Regions from separate parts of the Mus musculus genome. Here region 2 is linked to region 1. The links are chromatin loops, found by intact Hi-C in ENCODE. Cell type or tissue: left cerebral cortex. All regions are shown on one strand. Each heading gives the region's core, and the rest is flanking DNA. Links, peaks and the distances in the headings are about the cores only. Region 1 has its middle 18 kb from the start of Gm33662. Region 2 has its middle 2.1 kb from the start of Sost.

Region 1 (2,911 bases), core at 242-2,741:
ACAGAACAGAGTGCTGAGTCGGCCCCATCCTGGCCAGCCAGCTTGGAGTGAAGTGTTAGAGCCCTGACTTCCTCTGCAGAGCTGCTCCCTGTGTGGTATCTCATCTCATGGCTCTCTCTGGTCCCCCTGAGGGCTGACGCTGGACTAGCTGCTCTTCTGATGTTCCAGCCTGACCCCATCTGGCTGCCTAGAGGCAAAGACCATGGCTCAGGGTAGACCTTTACCCTCACCCCCAGAGCCAGTGAAAGGCTCTCATTAGGACCTCTGAGGCCAGGCCAGCAGTAGGCTCTTCCTGCCCTCAGGGAGAGCTCACTGCAGTAAAAGCCATTTGTCCTTGTCTTCTAGAATTTTGATTTTCCCTTATACGGGAACAAAACCAAGACTAGAACATTGAACAGGAGAAGGGCTGAGACATAGTTTCAGCCAACAAATGCTTGCCTGGACGACATGGTAGATTCCTGGGGTTCACTGGCCAGTCAGCTGAGCCTAACTAGTGAGATCAGGTCCCAGTGAACACTCCCATCTCAAAATCAAGGCAGAGGCTGAGGGGATGGCTCAGTGCACAGAGGTGTTGTACTGGCCTGACTACCGAGTGTGGACTCAGAGGCCACTCCTGAAGCGGGGTGGGGAATGGAGGTATCTCAGGGTAAAGAAGAGAGACAAGACGGGAGACAAGGATGGACATCTGAAGTCCTCTGACCTCACACTTATATGCATGCTCTCACACACATTCAAATACACATACACACACAACAAACAAACAAACAAACAACCCAAGATTAACGGCTTCTGAGGAACAACACCTGAAGTTGACTTCTGGACGCCACACAAATGCTCACTCTCACACACAAACATTTGTGCACACACACACACACACACACACACACACACACACACACACACTGTGGAAGGGTGAGGGTCAGGGAACAGGAAATGAGGCTCTCATCCAGCAGTCTCTCCCTGTGTGTGTGACTTGGGCAAGCCACTTGCCCTTGCCCAGCCTCTGCTTGCCCTTGTGTAAAACTAAATAGTGACACAAGTTTGTAGCAAACATCTGTTATAGGCACGTTCTCTTTAACAACTGCATAAGCAAGACATTTTTATCCCACTTTAGACAAAGACATTGAGGCAGAGAGGTTAGAGAGCTTGTCCAAGATCATACCATTTTTTTTGTTTTGTTTTGTTTGTTTATTTGTTTTTAGTTTAAGACTTACAATGCCCAACCTTCTAAAGTCCCTTTCAGTGCTGATAATTCAGTGATTCCAGACACAGTAGTAACCAGTACTTTAGTACTGATTTAGTTGGTAGCTCCCAGCTTTGGGCTGCTGAAAGGCTTGGCGACAGAGAGCAACAAAGAGTGAGGGATAATCACATTGGTGTGAAGTCTATGCACGACACGGAGCCAGGATGCAAAATACTGGCTCTCTAGAACATTCCACTACCACAGAAGGCACATAGCCCTCTTTAGGGTTGCTTTGTGAGAACTATGGTTGACCATCGCCACCTGGCGGACACATGTGGAACTGCATGGTGGAATTAATTCTTAGGGAGGATGGAGAAATCTTGACTATAACTTGGATATAACTTGGATACTGTCTATATTGTGTGTCAGGCATTAGCACGTGCAGGTACCAGGCCTGACCCCCAGTACAGAGAATCAGGACCTCAAAGACATTGGAGGTCTGTGTTTTTAGACCCAAGCCACAGCCAGAGAACCCCACGGATAGAACAGAAGGGTACTGGAATTTTGCTCAGCGCTCCCTAGTACCACCCATCTAAACTACTAGGCCTTTCCAGACAGATGACAGAACACATTCTTCAGGAATTATTTATGAAAGAAATCTGGGTACCAACAACATGGTTCTTACTGCTGACCTGCATTCGATACCCAGGACTCTCGTGGAAAGAGAGATGTGGTGCCCACCAAGATGCATATGCACATGGTGAGAATTATTTGGTCTAAAATGGCAGTGCTGAGGAGGAGAGTCCTGCATTGAGGAGCGCCAAGGACTCCATTTTTAGGTGTCCAACCCAGTGAGAGACCAAAGCCCATTTGGAAGAGGGGGCAGTGTGGCAGGAAAGTGGGCTGAGATCCAAGTAGACAAGGGATACATCTCAGCGCCACCTAGGTCACACAAATTCTTTGGACTTTAGTTCCCAGCTCTGCAAAGTGGGATTCACACACTGCTTCCATTCATTCTCCTAATCCTGTCATTTCTCCCTGAGTCATCCTTTCTCCTGGTTCACCACACTGGTATCTGGTAGGTCTGGTTGTCATGCCATGGCCACCTCCTGGCCTCTCTCACTTTTGCTCCACAACTTCTGAGTAGCAACCACAACACAGTATCTGAGTTGTCCAGTGCCTTCCCCATTCTTGACCTTATCCACTCTTCCCAGTCTTCCAGAAACATCTATGAGCTCTGTGAACGAATGAGTCTGAGTGAGGCTTGGGCTCCAGTCCCAAGTAATCAGACAGGGACATCTGTGTCTGCCAGTGACCACCTCCCAGCTCACAGGGAGTGGTGCTACTAGGAGGTATGGTCTTGTTGGGGTAAGTGTGGCCTTGTTAGATGACATGTGTCACTGTAGGGACAGGCTCTGAGTTCTCTCTCCTATGCTCAAGCTCCAACCAGTGTGGAACTCAGTCCCCCATTTCTGCTGCCTTTGGATCAAGAGGTAGAACTCATGGCTCCTCTAGTACCACGTCTGCCTGCCCGCTGCCATGCTTCCTGTCATGGGGATAATGGACTGAACCTCTGAAACTGTAAGCCAGCCCCAGTTAAATGTGTTCCTTTATAAGAGTTATCTTGGTCATGGTGTCTCTTCACAGCAATGAAACCCTAACTAAGACAGAAAGCTACACCTCGAATCCAAATGCCTGCCTGAGTCTGGTGTCAGAGCCCACCTTCGC
Region 2 (2,911 bases), core at 213-2,712, 49 kb before region 1:
AAAAGAACTCAGGGTGTGCTGGGGGTTGGGATGGAGGAAGAGGGATGAGTAGGGGGAGCACGGGGAACTTGGGCAGTGAAAATTCTTTGCAGGACACTAGAGGAGGATAAATACCAGTCATTGCACCCACTACTGGACAACTCCAGGGAATTATGCTGGGTGAAAAGAGAAGGCCCCAGGTATTGGCTGCATTGGCTGCATTTGCGTAACATTTTTTTAAATTGAAAAGAAAAAGATGTAAATCAAGGTTAGATGAGTGGTTGCTGTGAGCTGAGAGCTGGGGTGAGTGAGACATGTGGACAACTCCATCAAAAAGCGACAGAAAGAACGGGCTGTGGTGACAGCTACCTCTAATCTCCACCTCCGGGAGGTGATCAAGGTTAGCCCTCAGCTAGCCTGTGGTGCATGAGACCCTGTTTCAAAAACTTTAATAAAGAAATAATGAAAAAAGACATCAGGGCAGATCCTTGGGGCCAAAGGCGGACAGGCGAGTCTCGTGGTAAGGTCGTGTAGAAGCGGATGCATGAGCACGTGCCGCAGGCATCATGAGAGAGCCCTAGGTAAGTAAGGATGGATGTGAGTGTGTCGGCGTCGGCGCACTGCACGTCCTGGCTGTGGTGCTGGACTGGCATCTTTGGTGAGCTGTGGAGGGGAAATGGGTAGGGAGATCATAAAATCCCTCCGAATTATTTCAAGAACTGTCTATTACAATTATCTCAAAATATTAAAAAAAAAGAAGAATTAAAAAACAAAAAACCTATCCAGGTGTGGTGGTGTGCACCTATAGCCACGGGCACTTGGAAAGCTGGAGCAAGAGGATGGCGAGTTTGAAGGTATCTGGGGCTGTACAGCAAGACCGTCGTCCCCAAACCAAACCAAACAGCAAACCCATTATGTCACACAAGAGTGTTTATAGTGAGCGGCCTCGCTGAGAGCATGGGGTGGGGGTGGGGGTGGGGGACAGAAATATCTAAACTGCAGTCAATAGGGATCCACTGAGACCCTGGGGCTTGACTGCAGCTTAACCTTGGGAAATGATAAGGGTTTTGTGTTGAGTAAAAGCATCGATTACTGACTTAACCTCAAATGAAGAAAAAGAAAAAAAGAAAACAACAAAAGCCAAACCAAGGGGCTGGTGAGATGGCTCAGTGGGTAAGAGCACCCGACTGCTCTTCCGAAGGTCCAGAGTTCAAATCCCAGCAACCACATGGTGGCTCACAACCATCTGTAACGAGATATGATGCCCTCTTCTGGTGTGTCTGAAGACAGCTACAGTGTACTTACATATAATAAATAAATCTTAAAAAAAAAAAAAAAAAAAAAAGCCAAACCGAGCAAACCAGGCCCCCAAACAGAAGGCAGGCACGACGGCAGGCACCACGAGCCATCCTGTGAAAAGGCAGGGCTACCCATGGGCCGAGGAGGGTCCAGAGAGATAGGCTGGTAAGCTCAGTTTCTCTGTATACCCTTTTTCTTGTTGACACTACTTCAATTACAGATAAAATAACAAATAAACAAAATCTAGAGCCTGGCCACTCTCTGCTCGCTTGATTTTTCCTGTTACGTCCAGCAGGTGGCGGAAGTGTTCCAAGGACAGATCGCATCATTAAGGTGGCCAGCATAATCTCCCATCAGCAGGTGGTGCTGTGAGAACCATTATGGTGCTCACAGAATCCCGGGCCCAGGAGCTGCCCTCTCCCAAGTCTGGAGCAATAGGAAAGCTTTCTGGCCCAGACAGGGTTAACAGTCCACATTCCAGAGCAGGGGAAAAGGAGACTGGAGGTCACAGACAAAAGGGCCAGCTTCTAACAACTTCACAGCTCTGGTAGGAGAGATAGATCACCCCCAACAATGGCCACAGCTGGTTTTGTCTGCCCCGAAGGAAACTGACTTAGGAAGCAGGTATCAGAGTCCCCTTCCTGAGGGGACTTCTGTCTGCCTTGTAAAGCTGTCAGAGCAGCTGCATTGATGTGTGGGTGACAGAAGATGAAAAGGAGGACCCAGGCAGATCGCCACAGATGGACCGGCCACTTACAAGTCGAGGCAGGTGGCAGAGCCTTGCAGAAGCTCTGCAGGTGGACGACACTGATTCATTACCCAGTTAGCATACCACAGCGGGCTAGGCGGACCACAGCCTCCTTCCCAGTCTTCCTCCAGGGCTGGGGAGTCCTCCAACCTTCTGTCTCAGTGCAGCTTCCGCCAGCCCCTCCTCCTTTTGCACCTCAGGTGTGAACCCTCCCTCCTCTCCTTCTCCCTGTGGCATGGCCCTCCTGCTACTGCAGGCTGAGCATTGGATTTCTTTGTGCTTAGATAGACCTGAGATGGCTTTCTGATTTATATATATATATCCATCCCTTGGATCTTACATCTAGGACCCAGAGCTGTTTGTGATACCATAAGAGGCTGGGGAGATGATATGGTAAGAGTGCTTGCTGTACAAGCATGAAGACATGAGTTCGAATCCCCAGCAACCATGTGGAAAAATAACCTTCTAACCTCAGAGTTGAGGGGAAAGGCAGGTGGATTCTGGGGGCTTACTGGCCAGCTAGCCAGCCTAACCTAAATGTCTCAGTCAGAGATCCTGTCTCAGGGAATAACTTGGGAGAATGACTGAGAAAGACACCTCCTCAGGTCTCCCATGCACCCACACAGACACACGGGGGGGGGGGTAATGTAATAAGCTAAGAAATAATGAGGGAAATGATTTTTTGCTAAGAAATGAAATTCTGTGTTGGCCGCAAGAAGCCTGGCCAGGGAAGGAACTGCCTTTGGCACACCAGCCTATAAGTCACCATGAGTTCCCTGGCTAAGAATCACATGTAATGGAGCCCAGGTCCCTCTTGCCTGGTGGTTGCCTCTCCCACTGGTTTTGAAGAGAAATTCAAGAGAGATCTCCTTGGTCAGAATTGTA

What was found. A loop is a pair of places that touch in the nucleus more often than their neighbours do. Peaks named below come from ENCODE experiments on the same cell type or tissue, not always from the same donor. Only the 100,000 strongest peaks of a DNase experiment are listed, where the experiment ranks them.
Region 2: a loop joins it to region 1, with 10 times the contacts of the local background. A loop is called at or near these places in 42 of 42 quality-filtered maps.

What each region holds. Positions count from the first base shown.
Region 1 is chr11:101,918,415-101,921,325 of GRCm38, reverse strand. No RefSeq gene overlaps it. Among named protein-coding and RNA genes, the nearest start is that of Gm33662, 18 kb to the left of the region's middle. In left cerebral cortex, for the core only: a CTCF peak has its summit at 1,513 (motif pointing left); a DNase peak (open chromatin) is centred at 1,499.
Region 2 is chr11:101,967,709-101,970,619 of GRCm38, reverse strand. No RefSeq gene overlaps it. Among named protein-coding and RNA genes, the nearest start is that of Sost, 2.1 kb to the right of the region's middle. In left cerebral cortex, for the core only: a CTCF peak has its summit at 1,594 (motif pointing right); a DNase peak (open chromatin) is centred at 1,601.